Linked DNA regions of Homo sapiens: regions 1, 2, 3 and 4 are each linked to region 5. Evidence: chromatin contacts called from ENCODE Hi-C or POLR2A ChIA-PET data. All regions are on one chromosome and are shown on one strand. The core of a region is the stretch at or near the end of the contact, and the rest is flanking DNA. Distances in the headings are between cores, read along the strand shown. Region 1 overlaps GFOD1 (Gfo/Idh/MocA-like oxidoreductase domain containing 1). Region 2 overlaps GFOD1 (Gfo/Idh/MocA-like oxidoreductase domain containing 1). Region 3 holds the start of GFOD1-AS1 (GFOD1 antisense RNA 1). Region 4 overlaps GFOD1 (Gfo/Idh/MocA-like oxidoreductase domain containing 1). Region 5 has its middle 51 kb from the start of RANBP9.

Region 1 (5,051 bases), core at 75-2,574, 390 kb after region 5:
TGATAGGAGGTTCCCAGCCTTTTGGATGTGTGATGAGGTTTCACGCCATGCTTGGGAAGAGAAAGCATAGATTCCTTTATTTCTCAACAGCCAGGCTGACCGCCATTCTAGGCCTCCATCCTCTTAGGTGGGTGGGTAGGAAATGGAATTGTAGTTCAACCCAGCAATCTCACCCAACCCAATCATTTGTGTTTTCTTGTATCTCAGCCTCTTTTACATGACTCTGGTGACCCAATGTTTGGCATTCTGCTTTTTCCTCTTCCACTCCAGAAATTGGCTCTTTCTATGGGGGTAGTGTGGCTTATGAGACTCTGGCTCTGTCCCTTGGATCCAGGGGGTGCACTGTGAATCCTGGCTTGTCCAAGCGTGGAGTGGTGGTGTAGGCTCAAGAATGGCTGTTCTAGGCCACTCTCTAGAATAGCGACCACCGAGGTACAGTAGTTGTCATTTGGCTATTTTGGACCAATATAGCAGGACTCAACTGCTGGAGTTCACAGTCCTGGCCATTTTCCTCTGTCCGCAAGTCCCTGACCACTGTCACCACTGTATCCAACTCCAAACCTCTGTTCTCCCATGGGACCTCTTGCCCCCGTCCCACCTCCCTGCCTCCTTAGACTCTGGTCTGTATGTGCCACTGACATGAAGGGGAGGACTGCCCCAGGCCTCCCTGCATGGGAAGCTGGCCACTAGCTTGGAAGGTCTCTTGGTTCTACATACCTACCTGTTGTTTCTAGACCTCTACCCTCAGTCTCCCTTGGGCTGGAAGTAGCAAGCTTTTCTTTTCTTTCCTGGGGAATGCCCCTGCTGGAAGGAGCTGGCTAGTGACTCCCCAATATCATATCTGCATTCTCAACTGTAGCCTCAAATATAAGCTGTAGAGATGGAGATGTATGGGATTTACCAATAAGGTAACAGAAATTCGAAAGTGTTTCAGGAGTAAATGCTCATTACACATGTGATAGTTTCCGTCATTAGATGACCAAATGCACACGAAGCAATCTGAGAAAATCCCCGTGCTAATGGGGGTTCCTGGGCAATAAGAGGGCCCAGGCAACAGGCTTGAGTCATGGGGGACGGTTCACAAAGGGGTTGGTGGGATAGGGGCTTGGCCTTATGGGCGGGTTGAATGTAGAAAGCACTTGAGCAATTAATTCAGTTCAACACTAAGTCCCATCAACATCAGCCATCCTGACTTCCTTTCACTGGCTGTAACCCTCTTTCCAAGCCCACTGATAGCCCCAGGAGCTTTAACACAGGAGCTGAATATGAGTCACTCTGACCCATTTCCGTTTCAGGTGTGAAATTAGGATGGAAACTTAATCAAATTGCCCTGAGACTTTAGATGTCACCCAGCAGAACATCGGGCCTCCCATCCCCACCGCCCTGGTTTCTGAAGCTCACTGCAGTCAGTCGCATGATTGTCTTCAGAGCCCTCCTTTTGTGCTGTGTGCTGCAGACATTGCATATATGTGCACAGGCAAGTGTAGCCAGTAAAAATAGGAGCGTGTATCTCTGGGTGACATGGGTGCAAAGAATAACCTAGCCAGCCTTAAGAGAAGGGTGATCAGAAGGCAGCAAGGGTGCAAAAGTTCAGATCAGACCCAAAGTACGACTTGATGGGAGGAATAAGTCCTAGCGTTCTATAGCACTGTAGGGTGACTGTAATTAGCAACAATTTATTGTATATTTTCAAATAGCTATAAGGAGAATACTGAATGTTCCCAACACAAAGAAATCATAAAGATTTGATTTCTTTGGCATGGGTGCAGTGGTTCATGCCTGTAATCCCAGCACTTTGGGAGGTCAAGGTGGGCAGATCACCTGAGGTTGGGAGTTTGAGACCAGCTTGACCAACATGGAGAAATCCTGTCTCTACTAAAAAATACAAAATTAGCTGGGCTTGGTGGCACATGCCTATAATCCCAGCTACTTGGGAGGCTGAGACAGGAGAATTGCTTGAGCCCGGGAGGCAGAGGTTGCAGTAAGCTGAGATTGCACTGTTGCACTCCAGCCTGGGCAACAAAAGACAAGAGTGAAACTTGATCTCAAAAAAAAAAAAAAAAAAAAAAAAGATTTGAGATGATGAATATGCTAATTACCTTGATCTGATCACTATACATTATATGTATTGAAACATCACTATACCCCAGCAATATGTATAATTATTACGTGTCAATTAAAAAAACTTATTTTTGGCTGGGCGTGGTGGTTCACACCTGTAATCCCAGCACTTTGGGAGGCTGAGACAGGCAGATCACTTGAGGTCAGGAGTTCAAGACCAGCCTGGCCAACATGGAGAAACTCTGTCTCTACTAAAATTACAAAAATGAGCCAGGTGCATTACAGGTGCATGCCTGTAACCCCAGCTACTAAGGAGACTGAGCAGGAGAATGGCTTGAACCTGGGAGGCGGAGGTTGCAGTGAGTTGAGATTGTACCACTGCACTCCAGCCTAGGCGATAGAGTGAGACTCTGTCTCAAAAAAAAAAAACAAACACACACACACACACACACACACACACACACAAAAAAAAAACATATTTTTAAAAAGACTAGGCTGGCTTTGTAGCCAGACAATCTGGGTTCAAATTCCAGATTTGACTCTACTACTATCGAGTTGTGGAATCAGAGGCAAGTTGCTTACCCCTCAGAGGCTCAGTTTCCACATCTGTAAGATGGGAACAGGACAAGTACCTGGTTGTGTAGACTAAAACATGAAAATGCATGCAAAATACATTGTGCCTCCTCTGGCACAAAGTAAGCACTCAATAAATGACTGTTGTTGCTATTTGAAATTGTACCATTTGTGCTATGAGCAGATCAGACTAGTCTTTTGAGTTGGGAAGTTGTATTGATGTTAAGAACTTTCATGGGGATTGAAAATCGGGGATTTAGTCTCTTCAAATGGCCTCTTTTAATGTATATGGAGGAAGGGACAGAGGGAAGAGTGAGATTTAGACAAGTCAATCCTGATGATACTTCCACTTCTTTTGCAGTTTCTAACTTCAAAAAAAAAAAAAAAGCGTAGTGTGTGTGTGTGTGTGTGTGTGTGTGTGTGTTGGGGGAGCAGGAAGGAGATTAGCAGGAAGAAAAATAAAAGGGGAAAAAGAGCTGGGCTAAATGGAGTGTTGCAGTAAGTGAGTGAGAGAGTGAAAGTGACTAAATGTCCCATGTCTCAGGGTGCAGGGATGGAGGGATTATAAATAGCTCTGTTCATATGCTTAGTTCTGTTGAAACCAGAGATTTGTCTTTGACCTGCCTTTTTTCTTTTTCTTTACTCTAAACTCCAATTCTGCTTAATCTTTCTTGAATCACAGATTATTTTAAGAATCTAATGAACCTCTCTCAGAAAACTGTGCATCAGGATATACACACAACAGTTTTTATAAACAGTCCAGTATTAGCAGTTTCCCAGATTCCACATTAAACACCATTAATCTTATTTTAGACCATTTTTTATACCCGAACCAAACTCTGAATGATGAATAGGCAAGCTCCTATGCATGCTTCAGAACCCAGCTCAAACGTTCCCTCTCCAGCAAAACTTTCTTCCATGCCCAAATCGGTTGGGCAGCCCTTCCTTCATGGTTTCATTGTTTATCACTTTCTGAGATCTGCATTCCATAATCACGCCTTTCCTGATTGGTCTCCTCTACTAGACTGTGAGCTCTTATTCATCTTTCTTACTCATTTTTTGGTCCCAGTGCCTAGCACAGAAATGTTGAAGGAACAAAGTATAAATGAAGATAATGAGTTCCCTACTTGAAATGCAAAGCAAGCCGTCTCTACCTTCTGCAAATGCGAGGAAAAAATAGGAAGCCATATCTGATGGGACTTCTTTTGGGGGCTCTGCCAATCTGCTGGGACAGCTGCAAGCCAGCCTGCAGAACTAGCATCCGTTTTGGCTTCTAGAAGATAAGGGGCTGTCAACACAAGTGGAATGATGGGGAGGAACTCGTGGAAAGTAGCATTGCCTCTGAGATTTCCACCATGATTAGATCAGGGATTGTGTGATTGGAAGTGTGCTCACGGGGAGGGATGCTTGAGGTTCCAGGCTGATTATGTTAGGGAACAGCCCTGGTCCCTGGGTGGCCAGGTGTCAGCCATCCTTCAGGTACCCAGGGATAACTTCCCTGATGAAGGGCAGCAACGGGTACCTGCTCTGTGGGACAACAGAGCTCCATCTTTCCCTAGAGGTGTGAATGGGAAGCCCCTTGCCCAGACTCCCAGGGGTACCATTTGGATCAAGTGTCAGCCCCACCAAAGCTCTGATCTGTCCTGAGATAGGAGCAGAGACTCAGCCACAACTTGGAGACCCTGAGCTTGGAGGATATAAGGGGAGCAGCTGCCTGAAGGGCTTTAGGGTCTCTGGGCTGGAAACTCTTCCCTATAGCACAGATTTCTCAGGAGGGCCATGAATATTTTGGCTCGGTTACAGAGAACACATTCAGCAGGCTTCGGAGGGAGCTGATTTTCCATTTCCCCATGAGGGATCTCAGGAGGGCAGTAAAGCTTCTTCTGAAATTATTTAACTTAAAAGCTTCTGATGAAGATCAGGCACACTGCCTTGCACATAGCACTCTAACCCGTCAGAAGTTTCCCACGGATCTCATTTTGCTCCTAATTACAGCACGGCAACATAGGTTGGAAGGTATCTCTCAGCTCCACCATTTTAAAGACAGATAGCTTCGCTTTATTTGCTGCTGAGAGGATATTGTCTTAAAATTTTAAGTTGGTTCAAGCCCCAAAGCCTTCAAAAGACCCAGCTTTAGCTCTTTGTTCTCACACAAAGGGCTGCCTGGTCTTTGTGGAGTGAGTTGTGAAGGCCTCCCCAGAAGACTCAGGCCAGTCCTCGTGTGCTTTCTGCCACTCACCCGTGGTCACACTGCATCACATTGACAGATGCGGCAACCCTCCAAGACAGCCATTTCTGGATGCAGGGACAGAGCCCTCAGGGGGGCGAGCTGAGCATGGAGCCGTGGCGTGATGGTTCACAGTCCTGGATGGATGCAGCAGAGTGACCCTCACCCATCATACCCGCATGTGCACAGA
Region 2 (4,589 bases), core at 1,637-4,136, 370 kb after region 5:
AGATTTGGAACATTTCAAAAGGATAAACTCGAAACGGAGGTTCTACCTGGTCTTGTATCAGCATTTTCCTGATCCCTGCTAAGGAAGTGAGCCTCGTAACAGATCCAAGTTAGGTGTCTGTGAATGCTGTTAACAGTAATAACTGACTAATGTGCAAGGTATGTACATACCTGATCTCATTTAATCCTCAGAACAGCCCTATGAGGTAATAGTTCTCATTTCCATTTTGAAGATGAGGAAGCCGAGGCTCAGAGCAGTAACTGACATTGTACATAACATAATATACGGTATAGTACAGTAACTGACATGAAACAGCTCGTGCTGGCAGCCCCTGGAGTCAAACCCAGCGGCAGAGGCTCCAGGTTTGCACTTTCCCCTATACACAGCTTCTCAGACTTCCTTCTGCAATAGCAGTTAAGGACAGGGCAAAGAAGATGCATACTTTGGAAGATAGAGGGAGTATCTGGGGATGTGGCCCATAGTCGGAAAAGTCTTCTTTTAAAAATTAATGCAAAATTTGTTTTCAGTTCCAAATGTGACAGTGTTTATTTTCATATAAAATATGTTTCATTTGCAAAGGTTTGCCCCTGCCCCCATTCAAATTGTTAGTAATAGAATGTGCCGGGATAATGCCACGTGGGCTGTGTGTTATTCCGGGTATGCCCACTGCAAGACATCACCATCTTCTGCTCATTCCTAAGACTGAATTGGTACTTGGCCAAATATTTGTCCTGTTCCCCACCCTGCTCTCCTGTTTTGCATTGGCTTCTAAAGTGGAAGCAGGTGGAGGCAAATATCTGCCCTCCCAGGTGGTATCAGTGCCTTCTGTTCTCCCCAGTGGGCCGGCCCCTGGGTTTTATGATACAAGGCTGGGCCTCCACCCTTCCAGGTTATGGCAGAGGCTGCCCCAGAGATGCCAGAGGGCCTGGAGGTGAAAGAGGAAGTGAAAAGTGAAGATGCAGATCACTTTCTCACGGCAGGCCCGAGTCCTCAGATGGAGAGACAAGGGGCCTGAGCTGGACACCACTTTTCATTTCGAGGGTGGCTTCACATTTGGATCTTTTGTGTAGATATTTGTTTTCATTTCTCTTTGGTAAATTTCTAGGAGTGGAATTGCCGGGCTTTAGAGTAAGGCTTTGTTTTACTTTATTAAGAATCTGTCTTGCTGGGCGCCATGGCTTGCACCTGTAATCCCAGCACTTTGGGAGGCCGAGGCGGGCCAATCACTTGAGTCCAGGAGTTCGAGACCACTGTGGGCACCCACAATGGGTCTGCTCCTGCTCCCTAAGCAAAGGTTCTGGGTGCTCTTGTCCCTTCTCTGAGCACTGTTTCCAACATCTGGCCTCTCTGTGGCTCTGAAGGTGTCGGTCACTGCACACCTGTGATCACCACCACTCAGGAAGCCCTACCTTCCTCCTGGGAGGTAAATATCCCTTCCTCTGACTTGAAACATCCCCAGGTATATGAGTTTCCCTTGCTGTTGTAATAAATTGTCACAAATTTAGTGGCTTAAAACAATACAGATTATTCTCTTCACAGTTGTAGAGGTAGAAAGTCTAAATTCAGTGTGCTGGCAGGGCCGTGTTCCTGCTGGAAGCTTCTGGAAAGAATCCATACCCTTGCCTTTTCCAGCTTCTAGAAGCTGCCTGTATACCTTGGCTCATGACCCCTTTCTCAAGTCCCTCCAACCTCTTGCTTCCAGGACACAGCTCCTATGACCCATTCTGATCTCCTGCTTCCTTCTTGTAAGAGTGGTGCTTACCTCCCACCCACCTGGCTAATCCAGGATAATCCTCCCAGTTCATGATCCTTAACTTCATCCCACCTACAAAGTCTCTTTTGCCATTCTATAAGAAAACATTCACAGGCTCTGGGGATCGGGATGTCGACATTCAGTCTGCCACACAGGAGGACTCAGAATCCTTGGCACCAACTCCTAGGAAAAGGCCACCTGCCCTGTAGGTGATGATGCTATGGGCACAGCTCTCTGTAACTCAGTGTGGCGCTTACTTTGAGAGGTGCACTGGAAAGCACATGGCCCCTCAGAGCCAAGTTCAAATCCTGACCCAATTGTTAGCTCTGTTAACCTGGCACAGATTAAATATGCTATTTCAGAGCCTCCATTTTCTGATCCATAAGAGGGAGGTAGAGATCTGCAGGGAAGATTGAAGATAAAGCATCTAGTACTGTCGCTGGCAAACAGTAGGTGCTCAACAAATGATGGCTATAATTCTTTGGAGGATTTCTAGTGAGCTACGTAGAAGCAGAAGTGACACTGTTCCTCAGCTTAGTTCACATGGGTGATTACATGGTTACTAAAAACAAACAAATGAAACATGTAAATGCGTTCCCCAGGCCTCCAAATTCTAAAACCCGGAGCTACAAGTTTGGAAAGGGCAGATGATAGTGACATACAATGATGACATTCCTGCATCCCCTTCCGCCTGCCCTCTGCTCATCCCAGGCTCAGATCCCCCACGGAGTAAACAAAGCACAGCTAGACTAGAATTGCCTCAGTGCCCTGGACTGGGGCTACCACGGCCTGAGTGGGACCCTCAGGGTCAGGTCCTCAGCTTCTGTGCTCATGGCTGGGAACTAACTGGTGCACGGTGGAGTGGCCGTAGCGTTGATGCCAAGGAAGTTTCTTCAGTGGGAACAAAGACCAGGGAACTCATAAAGCCTCTGGGCTCTTTATCTCAAGTGGAAAAGGGCTAACATTTCTGACTGAGTACTGGCAGCCAGTTGCTTTACATAAGTTATCTTTATTTGATCCATCAGGATATTGCTGTCTACATTTTACTGATGAGGAAGCTGGAGCCCCGAGAGCTTAACTCCCTTATCTGAGCTCACACAGCTAGGAAGGGGCTGGCATCTGTCCAACCTCTAAGCCAACCAGCCCATGACACAGCAGTATCTGAATTTCTGGCTAATTCATGAATCTCTATTGTATTGCAAGAAAGGAAAAACAAGATCCCCTTATCAGAGGCAAGGGAATGATATATGAGTTTTATCGGGTGGTTTATAGGCTCTTTATCATGGATCCAGTGCCTCTTGGGAGATGGCCATGCCAAGGCCATGGCTGTCATGCTGATGGATGTGCCATTCCTTGTTTAATCCAGCCTGTCCCTCCCTCCTGAAACCTTAGCCCCCATTTCCCATCTAAGGGACATTGTGAGGGCAATTTTTTCATTTTTAAATACAAATTTTAATTTTATCTATGTATTTTTGAACTGGCAATGTAGTCACCTTGTTCAAAATTAAAAGAAGCCTGGGCAACATAGCAAAGCCACTGTCTCTACGAGAAAAAAGAAAGAAACCTAGCCAGGCACAGTGGCTCACACCTGTAATCCCAATACTTTGAGAGGCTAAAGTCGGGGGATTCCTTGAGGCCAAGAGTTCAAGACCAGCCAGGGAAACACAGTGAGACCCTATCTCTACAAAATTTTTTAAAAATTAGCCAGGTATGAAAGGCCGGGCATGGTGGCTCACGCCTGTAATCCCAGCACTTTGGGAGGCCCAGGCTGGTGGATCAGTTGAGGTCAGGAGTTCAAGACCAGCCTGGCCAATATGGTGAAACGCCATCTCTACTAAAAATACAAAAATTAGCCGGGCATGGTGGCACGTGCCTGTAATCCCAGCTACTTGGGAAGCTGAGACAGGAGAATCACTTGAACCCAGGAGGTGGAGGTTGCAGTGAGCTGAGATCATGCCACTGCACTCCACCCTGAGCAACAGAGCGAGACTGTCTCAAAAAAAAAAATTAGCCAAGTATGGTAGCATGCACCTGTAGTCCCAGTTACTTGGGAGGCTGAGGCAGAAGGATTGCTTGGGCCCAGGAGTTTGAGGCTGCAGTGAGCTATGATCACCTCACTGCACTCCAGCCTGGGCAAAAGAGCAAGACCTCGTCTCAAAAAAAAAAAAAAAAAAAAAAAAAATTCAAAGGGTACAAAAGCAGATATGCTGAAAAGCTCCTTCCATCCTTCCCCCCGCCAGACACCCGTTCTCCTGCCCAGAGACGACCAAAGTTATCAGTGTTCCTTCCGAGAGATATTCTACATAAATTCAAGCAAATATATATTTATTCTTTTTTCTGTACAGATGATAGTATACCATGCACATTCTTCTGCATCTTGCCTGTTTTTGTCTAACTTGTCATATAATACATGAAGAACTTTCTCATTTTTTCATCTGAAGTACAAATTTTATATAAAATTATGAAAAAGATAATGTGTGACTAACAACAAGGTACATCTTTTTAAATGAGTCTATTTATCAGTTAGCTAGCTTGCACAATAACTGTACATTATTTAAGACATTGGCCAAGGAGCCAGGCACAGTGGCTCACGCCTGTAATCCCAGCACTTTGGGAGGCCGAGGTGGGTGGATCACAAGGTCAGGAGATCGAGACCATCCTGACTAACATGGTGAAACCCGTCTCTACTAAAAATACAAAAAATTAGCCGGGCGTGGTGGTGGGCGCCTGTAGTCCCACCTCCTCGGGAGGCTGAGGCAGGAGAGTGGCCGAACCCGGGAGGCGGAGCTTGCAGTGAGCCGAGATCGCACCACTGTACTCCAGCCTGGGCGGCAGA
Region 3 (4,369 bases), core at 1,073-3,572, 280 kb after region 5:
AAGCTGGGAGAAGTAAAGGCTGCGGTAAGTGGCGACGGCAACAGGAGCCGAAGCAAGAGGCGGGCGTGGCATGTGGCCAGGGCGACGTATCCGTCTCGAAACTAGACACGAGACGCACGTGCCGCAGCGGCCTCGGAGACCCCCTGCCCCGCTGCGGCCGTACACACCACAGCGTCTACGCGGGGGCGGGCATGGGCCTAGGGGCGGGGGAGGTGGGAGGCAGATGGGAGCCCGCCAAGACTGGACTGTCTTGGAAGAAGGCGGCTGAACCGTGCGTGCGCGGCCGGAGCGGGGGCGCGCGATTGGAGCAGGCTAGCTTGGAAGGAGACCGTAGAAGTCTGCGGTTCCGTGCCCAGACTCTGGGGCCTGGATTCCAATCGCAGGCCTGTTGCTTATATATGTCACCTTGCGCAAGTCCCTTAGCCTTCATTGCGGCTCATTCACATCACTGGTAAAATGGGTTTACAATAACCTTAGGTTGCTGCGAGGACTAAAAGGGACAATACCTGGAAAGGCGTTAGTATGATGCTCAGCACGCAAGAAACGCTCCGGGAGCCGAGGTTATTATTATCGGCTGTTCGCACCTCGCCGGGTCCCCTCACCTACCCCAGGCCAAGGCGCCCACTGCTCTCTTCCAAGGGACAGGCGACTAACCTATTAGGGCGCGTCCTGCCTAGATAGATGTATTTGCTTGGTTGGGGCGGGGTTTGGAGTGAAGCAGGGAAGAGAAGGAGATGGTGAGGGCAAAGAAAGGGAAGAAGCGGAGGGGCAGGAGGCGGGCGAGGCGGCCTGGGCGGGGCCGGGGAGGAGCCGGGCTGGGCTCCCGGGGCCCGGGCGCAGCGCGCACCCGGAGCTGGCGGCGGCGGGGGCGGGGGCGGCGCGCGGCGGCCAATGGCGCGCGGCGCTGCAGCGAGGGCGGTGCAGGAACACCGGCCGCTGACAGCCAAACTCGCCAACTCCGCCCTCGTCCCCGCGGGATCCCAGAGCCTGAGCCGGCCTGGGGCCGAGGCCGCCCGAGCCGCGAGGCGAGCGAACATGGCAGCAGAATGAGGAGGCTGGCGCCGGGTCGTGGCCGCCGCTGCCGCGCTGCAGCTCGGGATCCCAGTCCGGCGCGCTCCGGGCCGCATCCTTAGCCGGCCTCCTGGCGGCCGCGGGATTATTTCATTCCCAACGGAGAGCTAGGAAGAAAGGAGACTCCCCCGCGGAGCGGTTCCGTGCTCTGGCAGGGTGTAGACGTTTGTCTGTGCGATTCGCCGGCTGCGCAAACGACGCGGGAGAGAGCCGGTCCCGGGCTGCGGCGGCGCGGCCGCGGGGATGAGCCGGCCATGGAGCGGCCTTGGCGGGGCGCACGCAGCGGACTGGCGCTGCCGCGGGAGCGCAGCCTGAGCCGGGGCTCCAGGGGGCTTCGAAGCCTCCGGCGCCCTGGGGGGGTCCCTGCCGCCGACTCCGGGAAGGACGCGAGCCCCGCGTGGCGGACACTGCCGCAGTCACCGTTCTGAGGCGCCCCGAGCTTGCTCCGCCTGCAGCTCGGTGCGCTCTGGGCACCCGGGCGCCTTGCCCGGTGCACGGCGGCTGGCGCACCGCGGCTAGATTGGCTACAGGAGCGGGGTGCAGGACTGGCTAGAGGTGGGTGTGTGCGCGCGTTGGACTGGAGATCCGAGCAGAAGCAGAACCAGGCGGCTCTGAGCAGCCATGCTTCCCGGGGTGGGCGTGTTCGGCACCAGCCTCACGGCCCGTGTCATCATCCCGCTGCTGAAAGACGAGGGCTTCGCGGTGAAGGCGCTGTGGGGCCGCACGCAGGAAGAAGCGGAGGAGCTGGCCAAGGAGATGAGTGTCCCCTTCTACACTAGCCGCATTGATGAGGTGCTGCTGCATCAGGACGTGGACTTGGTGTGCATTAACCTGCCGCCGCCCCTCACCAGACAGATCGCTGTCAAAACCCTAGGTGAGCGACCCCTACCCCGCATCCTCCGTCCCACCCCCGCCCTTTAACCTTCTCTAGGTTCCTTCCCCCCTGCCTTTCCCTCTCCGCATCCCAGAAGCTTACCCTGCATCTACGCTGCCCCGGGGATCTGAGATCCCAGATCCGACTCAGAGCTCCCTCCTTCCTCGTCCCCGGCCTTCCCCACCTTTGCGCTTCCCTCCTGCCTCCTGGCACCACTTGGACGCGCTTCCCCACGTGTGTAGATTGCAGGCTGGAGAAGGCGTGTGTTCCGGGGATCCGAACTAGGAAGATCAGATGCCGATAATAGGGGATAGGGTGCTCCGCGAGAAGAGGAAAGTTACTCCTCAGCTGTGTGTGTAGTGTCCAAGTGTGTGTGTGTGGGGGGGGGGGATGGGGGGGTGGAGGAGGGTTGTGCGCGCGCGCGCCTGGGAGAGGCGAGTGCGCGCCCAGAAACGCCTGAATAAAAGGCCGCACACGTGTGTCGGGTTTTCTTGGGTGCGATAGAGGACCTGCCCTTCAGCAGCGGTGGCGCCCTGCTAGGGTCGTTTGTTTCTTTCTGCTGTGAGTTAGTTTAGCGTGAGATTGCAGATGTTACCATCGGCTGGAATTATTTCGTCTGCGCTGGAGGCAAGGACGGTGGGAGTGGTTGGATGGGGGTGATGATGTATTAGAATGTTTTCAGAGGCGTCATAGGTTAGTAAAGACTGATTTGGTAAAACCAGGGGGTTTTAACTTTTGACTGCAGCCTCCCGGGAAATGTCTTCTGCCCCAATTTGGAGTAATAGATTTTAAATTTTTAGGAGGATGGGCGCAGTAGCTCCAGAGGCATGGATGCTTTGCATGAGAAAAGGCCCTCCCTAATCGCCTTCAGGAATAGTTTCGGAAGGCACAGTGTTGACCCGTGGGCTGGAGATGAGTTCAGGGTGCCTCACCATCTGGTCCCTGCTCCCCTCAACTCCCAGGCAGTCTGAACAATCTCTGAGGACAGAGTAGCAGCCTCTCAGCCTATGCTCAGGGGAAAGAGAAGGGCATGTTTTGTTCATCATCAGTTCTTGCACGTAACCTAAAACAATCCCAGGAAGGTTGCTTGATCTTACAATTCCAAGAAAATGAGCAGCTCACCTTTGAAAGCTGAAGTTTCTATTGGTGAGGAAAAACACAAAGCTTATAACAAGAACAAAGCTTATAACCAGATGAAGCGAATAGTAGAACAGATTAGAAGGGAGGAGCTGCGAAGGAACAGAGACAACATCCAGAAACCAGCCGGAAGTTATGTAGTCTTGGAAAGACTGTTTTATTTGTTAAAAATAGGTATGGATTCAGGGTAGGTGAAATATACGTGTGTTTTAATTCTGTCTTCGAAGAGCTATGAACAGAATGTAAAACTCTTTCTCCATAGAAAGGCATTTTCATCAGGCCATTTGGCTATTGACTCAGATGCAACATCTGATAGAATTCCTAAGGAGGCTGCCCACATTGTCAGTTTTAATTGTCAGTTAATTTTATTAAGTGTCTGCCCTTTGTGGCCTGTTTCTTTGGCCTTGAACTGAATGCCATTGAACTGAATGCTAATATTTATTTTCTGTTTAATGGAACATGTATGTTGGGTGGATAACTCCCTTGTTTACATTGGCTCTTTGCATATCAAATATCTTATAACGATCTTATGGTATAATTCTATTAGTGCAATTTGTACAAAACTGGTCCCTGATGAGCCCTGCGTATACTGGAGAGCTTAGGACTGGTCATATCTGAAAGACCATGTTGTTAACATCGTTTCTCCACCATAAAGATGGCAGTTCCTGTCCTGGGTTCAGACCCACAGAGCAAACCTAGAGCAGGAGGGTGGCAATTTGGGGAACAAGGATGACCTTGTTTTCTGGCTGTCTCTGGGACCATGGCCATGAAAGTGTCTGGGGGCTCTGGTTTCAAGAGATGTGACACAAATTAGACATTTCTGGATACTTCTTCTGTTCTTATTTTTCAAATATCCCTGTGACTTTAATTAACAAGACATGTCTGTTACCTCTTCAAAACCAGCGATAAGAGGCATAATAGACCTAGTTTAGTAATGGTGATGACAGAATAGGGTTTTGTTCATGTTTTTAGGGTAGGTTTTGAGCTTCTTTCTTCTTTCTTTTTTTAACTCCTTCTTTTGCAGGGTGCCCCTGCGAGTGCACAGTGGGGTGGTCGTCTTGGTTTGCTTTACAGTCACTGTTGAAGGTTCAACACATAGAACGTAGGAAGTGAAAAACCCCAAACAGTTATCAGGCTGATCTGGCTGTTGGGAGTGTATAGATACGAGTGTTTGCCTGGAATTGAAACTAGCTACTTTGACTCATCCTGGTAAATTGTCCTTTTAGCAAAGGCCTGGACTTTGAATTGCTTGCCCAGTGAGGGTGACAGGTCTGTAGCCTTCGATCC
Region 4 (4,957 bases), core at 752-3,251, 330 kb after region 5:
TAAGCTGGTCCCAAAGATCCATCCAAATTCAAGGGGAAGGACATATATTTCACTTCTTCATCAGGAAGTGGCAAGGTTCTGGAAGAACATGTGAGATGAGAAGTAGTGTGATCACTTTTGAAAAATACAACCTGCCATACCACTCTATACATGCATGTGTGTGTATATATATGTATAGTAGCATATTTGTATAATAATGTATATATTACATATCTATGTAATATTCATACATATGAATATATAAAACTTAAATGTTTTACAAAATAATACTTCCCTTATTACCTAGGGTACACTCTATGTTCTCTTCTATTCTTTTAAGAAAGATGCTCTTTGCCAACCCACTCAGTTGATTTCCTGCCACACTATTGTGTTGTGCCCTGTTCTATTTCTTCCAGATAGCCTTGGGCAAAGGGCTGTTTCTTAGAGCGCCAGTGTCTAGGCTGTGCTCAGGGCACTACCTGACTACGTTTCTGGCCAAGCTTTATGACGTCAGCAGTTCCTGTTGTACTCCTGGTTTTTGGCTAGCAGTAAACCCAAACTTTTCTGTCTGAGAGGACCGTGGAACTCACCCTCTCCCTGTGTCTGAAATTCCCTGAGGTCTTTGCATTCGATAGGCATTCAATTGCATTCAATAGTTTGTCGTTCTTAAAGCAGCAAGCTGGCAGAGCATCCTGGTTGATGGCATATAAACAAACCAATTCATAAGTACAGCCATTATTTCACGTTGGGGCCACACAACCCTTTGACAGCCAGTGTCTGCCGCATAGGAGACCAGCTCCTCCAGGCAGCCTGTGGCGCTGTTTCCCTTTACTGGCAGCTGTGCTATGGCCAGCCAGGGCTTCTCAGCCCAAAATGAGATAGCTCCAGTCTTTTCACTCTCATGAAAAGAACAGCTTCCCACCCATCTTGATTTCTGCTGGGGTCTTTCCTCTTTGTGCCATTTGAGAGCCACCTGGGAGCACATCTTAGTAAATATATGACCTGGGCTCATGTTTGTAGAGTCCTGTCTGAGCATCTAGCAAGCTGGCTCACGTGCTCAGGGACTTGGTACCAATTAAGACATTTATTCCCACTTTTCATATGGTCGAGAAGATGTATGTCCAACACAGTGCTTTTAACTAGGTCAGAGAAAAAGCAGGCGGGAAGCTATACATTTTACAATACTTAGTGGACCTTCTTGCTAGAATTAGTGAATGGTCAGAAAGTCCGCTTCTGATGGAGGGCCAAAGGGAGCTCTTTCAGCTCACAGCCGGGCTGTGGTGTTTGGGGAGGGAAGTTTGAGAGTGGCCGCAGAAGTACAGATGATCAAAAGCAGTACTCCTGCCGCCCGCCCTGGGAGGGGGCCTGGACTCCCTCAGGGAAGGCTTTTTTGGTGCTTTGGGTAGAGAAGCTGGAGATAGCAACTGTTGAATTTCCCCAGGCTTCGTGATTTAAAGCCCTGAGCCTTTTTCCATTGTTGTTCTTGCAGCGGCCTTTAATGTGCTGGGTGTGAAAGGGAGTGGAAATGAAAAGCCAGCGCATCGCATCGCACTGGGGGCCTGAGATCAGAAGGTGATGGAAAATGGAAATGTCAAGTTTGCGTTTCCACTGCTGGCCGCAAGGGCCTCAGGCGGCACCCCCTCCTCCCGCCTCGGCTTTCGCATCCTTCTCACTTCCTCCCCAGCCCCCCAGTTTTCACACGGCCCAGTGATAAGTGTCACTCTGGGCTGAGTGAGGCTCGTGGCTTGTCAAAAGAGGCACTAGGACGAGAACAGAGAAATTCAGCATGGGCTTGAGAGGCACGTAAAGGAACTGGCCTTCTAAAGACACCGCAGAGAGACCGCAAAGTGGGTTGGTTTTCCTTTTCTAACACTGAGAAGAAAAGGAGTTCAAAATTCACACATGGTTGATAGAAAAGACGATCTGTTTCCACATGGACTTTCCTATCTCTGTGGTGCCCAGGATGCTTAGACCTGTGAGTCTTTGAACCCAGCTTGTGTTGATGTAGCTCGGGGCACTGTCAGGCCTTTGTGCCCAGCCAGGCGTGGAGGTGTTTGAAAAGAGAGCCATCAACACCTTTCCATCGGGGACTTGCGATTTTTCTCTTTTGGTTGAGTCAACTTTGAAGTTTAGTAGTTCCTTCCCACGCTTGGTGGCCACAATGTCACGAGGCTCAGCCTGGTGTCGTGGGGCTGCTAAAGATTCCGTAGAGGCTGGAAAGGTGCCTGTCAGGGGCACCAGGAATTACGTACAAGTCTAAGGAAGCTCCAGGCTTAGGAAATAGTGGGATAAACCTTCCTTTATTATCGCATGGGATAATCACATTTGTGAAATGTAGATGTCTCAAATTTATACAAATTGAATTCTGAAAAACATCAGAAAAGTTTATTACAAAGCCTTTTTTTTTGAGACAGGCTCTTACTCTGTCACCCAGGCTGGAATGCAGTGGTACAATCACAGCTCACTGTAGCGTTGAACTCCTGGGCTCACGCGATCCTCCTGCCTCAGTCTGCTGAGTAGGCGGGACTAGAGGTGCACACCACCATGCCGGGCTAATTTTTGTAGCGATGAGATTTCACCATATTGCCCAGGGTGGTTTCAAACTCCTGGGCTCAAGGGATTCGCCTGCCTTAGCCTCTCAAAGTGCTGGGATTACAGGCATGAGGCACTGCGCCTGGCCAACAAAGTCCTTTTTTATCATCATGTTTTTAACTCTTCACAGTTTTCTATGTCTGTTACCTCACTTGAGCCCAGCTGGATTTTTGACCATTTGGATAACAGTTATTGGATTTTTCTGGAAGTCTCTACATGCATGTTCTCTGTTCAAAGGGCTTGAGGTGGACAAGTTATGCATGGCCTTCAGTTTTGGGAAGACTCTGTATGATCCTGATAAATGTAATTTCAAGATGATTATATCAAACTGAAAAAGGTGCATTGTGATCCTCTGTTACCTCAGTTTTGTCCTGTGAGGTCCAATCACACACAACTTCGGAGCCACTGCCCGCTTCCTTGTAGTTTACAAAAAATGCTTTGCCACGCTCATCACAATAACTGTGAGAGAGATATGATTATATTTCTGCTGTGCAGAGGAGAAAACTGAGGCCCAGAGAAGTTAAGTAACCTCCCCCAAGACACAGATATGAGAAAGAGATGAGACTCAAACCCCAGCCTTCTGGCACCAGGGGCATGTTCTTCCACCAACAGACACTGACAGCCGTTGCCAGAACAAGAGAAAGCTGGGCAGAAGTCGACACCTTTGGCAAAGGGCTGCCTGTCCTCTGGCCTTGCTGGTTGTTAGCCCCGCTTCTGCTCATAAGGTCCTGCATTATCCCTCGCTCAGGGGTTGCCTTGCGATGGGCCTGGTCACTCTGCTTCCGCATCCTCAGGGGGCTTGTTCCTTCTGCTTGTCCCAGGTGCTCCCTGGACCTCACCTACCTCGGGTGCCTTCAGAACACCAGCAGGGGATTCATTCACCTTCTTAGGGGGTAGAGGCCGCTTCCCGGGCGTTTAAGGGACAGGCAATGGAAGTGGGATCCTTGAGAGACCAAAGGACAGTGACGCAGAGGTCATAGTTACTTTCCTGGGAGCAGAGTAGGTTCGTGTCTGGTTCCTGGTCCAGCTCCACTTCACTGCTCCCATTTCCCTTGTGGCCCAGATGGCACAGTAAGAGCTGGAGTCTGATGAATCTGGGGTTGTGTGTGGGACACCAAGCCCCATTGACGCCTGTTTCTGTGGCTTCCTGGCTCTCATATCTTCTGTATTATAGGACCAGGCAGTCTGGGCCTGTGGCCTGCCTGGGGGCGTGTGTGGCCTTCTTGGCCCAGAACTCCCTCCTAGGAGGCACAGCCAAGCCAGGGGAGAAGGGAGAGAGCTGGAGACTGAATCATAGCCTGACTAACCTGCTTTCCACGTCTGCTGGCTGCCTAGAAAGCTCTGTGATATTTGCATCTCGCATCGTGTGCCCTGGAGACTTAGAGGTAGAGCTACTTCAGAAACCCAACTGGCACTGCCTGGCGTGAGCCTGCTTCTGTGTGAGCAGCATGGCGGAAGACCAAGCTTGTCCAGCCTGCAGCCCGGCACGGCTTTGAATGTGGCTCAACACAAATTCGTAAACTTTCTTAAAATGTGAATTTTTTTCTTTCTGCGAGTTTCTTTTTCTTTCTTTCTTCTTCTTTTTTTTTTTTTCCTAGCTTATCAGCTATCATTAGTATATTTTATGTGTGGCCCAGGACAATTTTTTCTTCTTCCAATGTGGCCCAGGGAAGCCAAAAGATTGGACACCCCTGGCCTAGACCCTTTTCCTGAACCTGGCTGTCATCATCATTTCTGTCAGAGCCGGATGGAGACTATTTTTAGTTGGCTTTCTGGGTGAGATTTGACAGAGGCCAGGATGGGAGATGTCAGAATGTGTATACTGGTGAGGAAGCTGCATGGGATGAAGATCTTGAAGCTTTCAGATCTGAATGAGGACTGCCAATTCTGGTTTATCTCTCTGAGCAACCCCATGAGGGACTTTAACAAGCTCACAATTTTCAAATAGATTTTTGAGCTGTTTCCCAATCCTCCTAATCCTGTCTATTTTAGCTCTGGCCTGGGGAACATCAGCCCCAGGGTAGTGGCCAAGAACACAGGACACCTGGGGCCAGACTGCTTGGATTTAAGTCTGGGCTCTTCCTCTTACTACTTCTGGGACCCGGAACAAGTGACTTAATCTTTCCGATCTCAGTTTTCTCATCTTTAAAATGGTGGCAACAATGGTAACTAACTCAACAGGTTGTGGTAAGAAATAAATGTGTTAGGCCAGGCTCAGTGGCTCATACTTGTAATCCTAGCACTTTGGAAAGCTGAGGTGGGAGGATTCCTTGAGCTCAGGAGTTTGAGACCAGCCTGGGCAACAGAGAGAGACCCCATCTCTACAAAATAAACAAAAAATTAGCCCAGTATTGTGGCATGTGCCTGTGGTCTCAACTGCCTGGGA
Region 5 (4,745 bases), core at 1,099-3,598:
AAACCTTGTAGCAGGCTGGGCACAGTGGCTCACGCCTGTAATCCCAGCACATTGGGAGGCCGAGGCAGGCGGATCACTTGAGGTCAGGGGTTCAAGACCAGCCTGGCCAACATGGTGAAACCCTGGCTCTACTAAAAATACAGAAAAATTTAGCCGGGTGTGGTGGCACACACCTGTAATCCCAGCTACTCAGGAGGCTGAGGCAGGAGAATCACTTGAACTCGGGAGGCGGAGGTTGCAGTGAGCTGAGATTGCGCCACTGCACTCTAGCCTGGGCAACAGAGCAAGACTCCATCTCAAAAAAAAAACAAAGAAAAGAAAAAAAACAGGCCGGGTGCGGTGGCTCACGCCTGTAATCCCAGCACTTTGGGAGGCCGAGGCAGGCGGATCACAAGGTCAGAAATTCGAGACCAGCCTTGCCAACATGGTGAAACCCTGTCTCTACTAAAAATACAAAAATTAGCTGGGCATGGTGGCACACACCTGTACTGAGGCAGGAGAATTGCTTGAACCCAGGAGGCAGAGGTTGCAGTGAGCTGAGATCGTGCCACTGCACTTCAGCCTGGGTGACAGAGCAAGGCTATGTCTTGGAAAAACAAAACAAAACAACAACGAAAAACCTTGTAGCATAAATACGGGATTGTTTCAGTTGCATATTGCTGTGTAACAAAATACCCCCAAACTTAGTGACTTAAAATAGCAATTTTTTACTATTTCTGATGATTCTGTGTGTTGGCCGGGCCCAGTTGGGCTGTTTTCACTTGGGGTCTCACATGTAGCTATTCTCAGAAGTTGGGTGGGCCCCAAACCATCCACAAGCTACAAGGAGCTGGATGTCCAAGATGGCTTCTACATTCACACATCTGGCTAGAATAGCTGAGGGCTGGCCAGGCATCTCTTTCTCCACTCAGCTACTCCACATGGCTAGCTTGAGCTTCCTTACAACATGGTGGTTTCAGGATAATTGGATTTTGTATTTAGCAGTTGACTTTCTCAGAATGAGCATCCTAAGGGACCAAGGCAGAAGCTGTAAGGCCTGATTTAGCCTTGCAAAGGCCACACGGTACCACTTCTGCCTCATTCTGTTGATTACGAAAGAGTCACAGGGCCCACTCAGATTGAAGGGAAAGCCCCCACAGAAGGGCATGAATATGCAGAGGCAAGGGCTATAGGAAGCCATCTTGGAAATTAGCTTCTGCAGGGATTAAAGGAGATCATTCATGTGGAGTCCTGAGTAAGAACGAAAGTAACGTATTTACCACAAGTAAGTGCTCAGGAAATTAGCATTATTATTATTATTGCTGTTCTTTTCAGGGGAATTTGCCTATTATACTTTATCTGTTATTGAGGAATTTAAGGTTTTCTCAACTAGAAAAGGATTTTCAGGCACTAGCCAGAAGGTGAGGCAGTATTTTCTTAAGAGTGATCTTGTCAGTATCCTCAAAACTGTATAAACAACTATTTCTTTGACCAGGAGTAAGACCTGTATTTTCAAGTATATCAGCCTATGCAGTGGAAATGTTTCTTTTCTATTGGTTTCCATGTGGCTCCTACATTAGAATTTGGCTTTTGATGAGACATTTTTATTCAGACTCTTATAGATGAGCTAATTTTACTAATAATTATGACAGTGCTTTTAATACTGCTATATTATTAATACATCAGTATTTAGATAAAAGATAGTTCTCAAATGTCCTGTTGCACATTTCAGTTCTGGAAAATTTCTAGAACAACAATTTATCAAGACACTATCACTCCCATTCAGCCATCTCTATTCTGAGGACAAATACACCTTGCAAATTTGCATAATATCATGCATCACTTAGTTTCAGAATGGTCTCATACATAGAATGATTTTTCTTAATTTATTTCTGCCAAATGTGTGTGTGTGTTTGTGTGTGTGTGTGTGTGTGTGTGTGTGTCTTAGCTACTGGTGGTTTTTATTTTCCTTTCCCTTAGAGTGTGAAAGAGAGTTGTTTTTTTATTTAACCTCTTGATCAAGGAAAACTTGAGGGGCTTTCCTTTTCTGCATGTTGTTGGGGGTCGGGGAGGAGCAGGTGTAAGCTGTAAGAAAAATCTGCTGGTCCAGAGGGAAAAAAACAAGGAGCGCCTGAGGAGCCAGGGTGTTCTGTCTGTTCGCTAATGTACCCATGCAGCCCTGCCAAGCTCTGATGTGTTTAGACTTGAGCTTCAAGGGGGAGATTGCACAAAAGCAAGTTCCTGGGATTTGTTCTGCAGTCTGAGTAGGCTGGGGTGTTCTCACTGAGCTATTTCTGTATAAAAAGCTGTCTGGAACCATCTGAGAAGCCACTAACCACTGTGGTTTACTGGAATATGCCTTCTATTCACTCTCTGTTGCATCATTTCCCCTCCATTTTATGCTCAAAAGAACGACTGTGTGTGTCCATGTATACATCCATGTGCGTGTGAGTTCCAGAGTTGCGTTGCCATGGAGTTATTTGGAAAAGGCATCTTGTGAACCACTTGAACTGAACATACAAAAATGCATCTCAAAAATCAAAGCTGCTCTTATATGCATAGACTCTTTCTGGAAGGATACACAAAAAAATTCATAACAGTAGTTGCCTGGGGGGATGGGAACTGCAGGGGGGAATGCTGTGAGGGGGGTATACTCTTCACTGTGCACTGCTTAATTTTTTTTATCATGAGCATGTAATAGATTTTTTAAAAATGAAAACTGGGCCAGGCGTGGTGGCTCACGCCTGTAATCCCAGCACTTTGGGGGGCTGAGGCAGGCGGATCACCTGGGGTCAGGAGTTCAAGACCAGCCTGACCACCATGGTGAAACCCCGTCTCTATTAAAAATACAAAAATTAGCCGGGCCTGTTGTCGGGCGCCTGTAATCCCAGCTACTCAGGAGGCTGAGACAGGAGAATCGCTTGAACCCAGGAGGTGGAGGTTGCAGTGAGCTGAGATCACGCCCATTGCACTACAGCCTGGGAACAAGAGTGAAACTCTGTCTCAAAAAAAAAAAAAAAGAAAGAAAGAGAGAAAGAGAAAGAAAGAAAGAAAGAAAGAAAGAAAGAAAGAAAGAAAGGAAAGAAAGAAAGAAAGAAAGAAAGAAAGAAAGAAAGAGAAAGAAAGAAAGAAAATGGATGTTTAAATACTAAGGCTCCTCTTGGGAAATATTCCCTGACTCAAATATCTCTCTTGACTCCTGCACCCAACTCCCCAGGAGGAAATTGGGAATCTCTGAACAATCCGTGGGCTGAATACGAAGGAATCTGCCTGGCTTCTTGGATACACACTTCATACTCTCAAGGACAGCCCTCTTTATTGGAATGCACAAAGTATGTGGAAAAGAGATACCATGTCTTGTCGGATTCAATTTTGCTCCTAACATAGTGTGGATTAAAGAGTAATCAATAGTGACTTTAAGCACATTCTTTCCGGCAGTATCACAGAGAAAATGCAGCTGGTAGTGAATGTACCAGCCTGCTGATTGCAGGGAGCTAAACATGTGTATTGTATCTCCAGATGCCTGACACTACCTGCCAAGCCAACATGAAGCACCCACCCAGGTTGGACCAGGAAGCTTCCTACCTGGTCACGTAGGAAAAGACTAAACACATTCATAACGTGTCTATACAGGTATTGATTCTCCAAGAGATGATGGATCAGGCTTCAGAAAGAGTGGTGACCTTATTGTATGTTTCTGTATTATCTTTGCTGAGCTAATGGCCCACTTCCAGACCAAGAGCACAAATTACAAATGAATGCCCCCAACAGCAGTTCCTTTTCCATCTTTACTATACGGGGAGCCCACTAAAATAAAGGCTGTCAATGCAGCATCTCTCATTGACAGTCTGTTCATTGTGGGCTAACTGGATTGTACTGGACAGAGTTCTATTCACTGGAAATCATTAGCCAACTCCAGAGGGAGGAAAACGGAATAAAAAGGAAAAACATTGCCCATCACGAAAATAACTCGAGAATTGTGCAATCTGGCAACATTGGTCATCTGTGTTGAACTTGCTTTCAGCACTCTGTTAAGTGTACTGTACCACACCCTACCTCTGAAGCGATTACTCCCTTCCTTTTGAATAGCAAAGTAATGGGAACTGGAAAAACTTCTGTGAATTTGGCAAGGTTTAGTATAAATGTTTCCATTAAATCTGGGCAAGGCATGGATGGGGGAGGGAAACGCATCCACCGATTATGCTTTTGTGCTACCTCTTGGTTGAGGGTTACCTTTCAGAGGTGAAGCCAAACTTTTCCCATCCTTGAGATCATGCCTAGACCTAGTATACTTGGCTGACAATATGATTTTGCTACACAGCTTATATATCGTTCACATATGTTTGGAATTATCATGGAACTTCATGTTGTACTGAAAGGTTTCCCACAGCAAATTCTTTTGCACATAGAGCTACCTAGTGTCAGAGTTTCTTCCTAAGGACACCACACTTTTCCATTTAACACAACAGGGCAGGTGCTTCAGAGGATTTCAGTTCAGTCGGGAGAAATTTACTGACTGTTTTCATACATGTTCATGTCTTGTTGCACAGCCACTCTGCGAGGCTGACATCATTGACTTAACTTTACCAGGGAGTAAGCCATTGCTCAGGGAAGTGAGTGACCTGCCAAGGCTGCCCCACTGGTACATGCCAGAGCTGGGACTCACACCCAGGTCGTTCTGGCTCTTATGGGAGCTTCCTCCCCTGCAGTAAAGCCCTCTTTGATGCTGAAGGTCAAGGTGTGGCTCATAGTTTGGACAGGGCTTT

The links. Hi-C counts contacts between places; a loop is a spot of excess contacts on that map. ChIA-PET counts read pairs that join two places held with the same protein, here RNA polymerase II (POLR2A). Pooled maps may share reads with other maps.
Region 1: a pooled map shows a loop between it and region 5 (2.9-fold over the local background). The contact joins two enhancer-like sites. A Hi-C loop is called at or near these places in 2 of 50 pooled maps. POLR2A ChIA-PET finds 5 or more read pairs at or near these places in 2 of 52 experiments (Panc1 and activated naive CD4-positive, alpha-beta T cell).
Region 2: a loop to region 5 is called in a pooled map, with 2.9 times the contacts of the local background. The contact joins two enhancer-like sites. A Hi-C loop is called at or near these places in 2 of 50 pooled maps. POLR2A ChIA-PET finds 5 or more read pairs at or near these places in 4 of 52 experiments (Panc1, activated T-cell, activated naive CD4-positive, alpha-beta T cell and 1 more).
Region 3: a loop to region 5 is called in a pooled map, with 4 times the contacts of the local background. The contact joins the promoter of GFOD1-AS1 here to the enhancer-like site in region 5. A Hi-C loop is called at or near these places in 1 of 37 single-sample maps with no recorded cell type and 9 of 50 pooled maps. POLR2A ChIA-PET finds 5 or more read pairs at or near these places in 1 of 52 experiments (HepG2).
Region 4: a pooled map shows a loop between it and region 5 (5-fold over the local background). The contact joins two enhancer-like sites. A Hi-C loop is called at or near these places in 1 of 168 maps with a recorded cell type or tissue (ascending aorta) and 6 of 50 pooled maps. POLR2A ChIA-PET finds 5 or more read pairs at or near these places in 2 of 52 experiments (B cell and naive thymus-derived CD4-positive, alpha-beta T cell).

The regions. Positions count from the first base shown.
Region 1 is chr6:13,371,749-13,376,799 of GRCh38, reverse strand. The region is part of intron 1 of GFOD1 (Gfo/Idh/MocA-like oxidoreductase domain containing 1); the gene reads left to right. Among named protein-coding and RNA genes, the nearest start is that of TBC1D7-LOC100130357, 46 kb to the right of the region's middle. Within about 2 kb of position 1,324, at least 4 of the 41 ENCODE cell types and tissues checked have a DNase peak (open chromatin) inside an H3K27ac peak, as active enhancers do.
Region 2 is chr6:13,393,813-13,398,401 of GRCh38, reverse strand. All of the region lies in intron 1 of GFOD1 (Gfo/Idh/MocA-like oxidoreductase domain containing 1), which reads left to right. Among named protein-coding and RNA genes, the nearest start is that of TBC1D7-LOC100130357, 68 kb to the right of the region's middle. Within about 2 kb of position 2,886, at least 18 of the 41 ENCODE cell types and tissues checked have a DNase peak (open chromatin) inside an H3K27ac peak, as active enhancers do.
Region 3 is chr6:13,484,214-13,488,582 of GRCh38, reverse strand. It overlaps GFOD1-AS1 (GFOD1 antisense RNA 1), which reads right to left and starts at 2,322. Exons shown (of 2, transcript NR_046709.1): 1 at 2,130-2,322; 2 at 1,812-1,902. GFOD1 (Gfo/Idh/MocA-like oxidoreductase domain containing 1) reads left to right here and starts at 983. Exons shown (of 2, transcript NM_018988.4): 1 at 983-1,945. The coding sequence starts at 1,693. RefSeq lists enhancers at 1-61, 1,622-1,731, 4,367-4,369 and silencers at 122-231, 612-991, 1,012-1,491, 1,632-1,795.
Region 4 is chr6:13,425,080-13,430,036 of GRCh38, reverse strand. The region is part of intron 1 of GFOD1 (Gfo/Idh/MocA-like oxidoreductase domain containing 1); the gene reads left to right. Among named protein-coding and RNA genes, the nearest start is that of GFOD1-AS1, 59 kb to the left of the region's middle. RefSeq lists enhancers at 699-768, 1,779-2,208. Within about 2 kb of position 2,001, at least 16 of the 41 ENCODE cell types and tissues checked have a DNase peak (open chromatin) inside an H3K27ac peak, as active enhancers do.
Region 5 is chr6:13,760,359-13,765,103 of GRCh38, reverse strand. No RefSeq gene overlaps it. Among named protein-coding and RNA genes, the nearest start is that of RANBP9, 51 kb to the right of the region's middle. Within about 2 kb of position 2,348, at least 11 of the 41 ENCODE cell types and tissues checked have a DNase peak (open chromatin) inside an H3K27ac peak, as active enhancers do.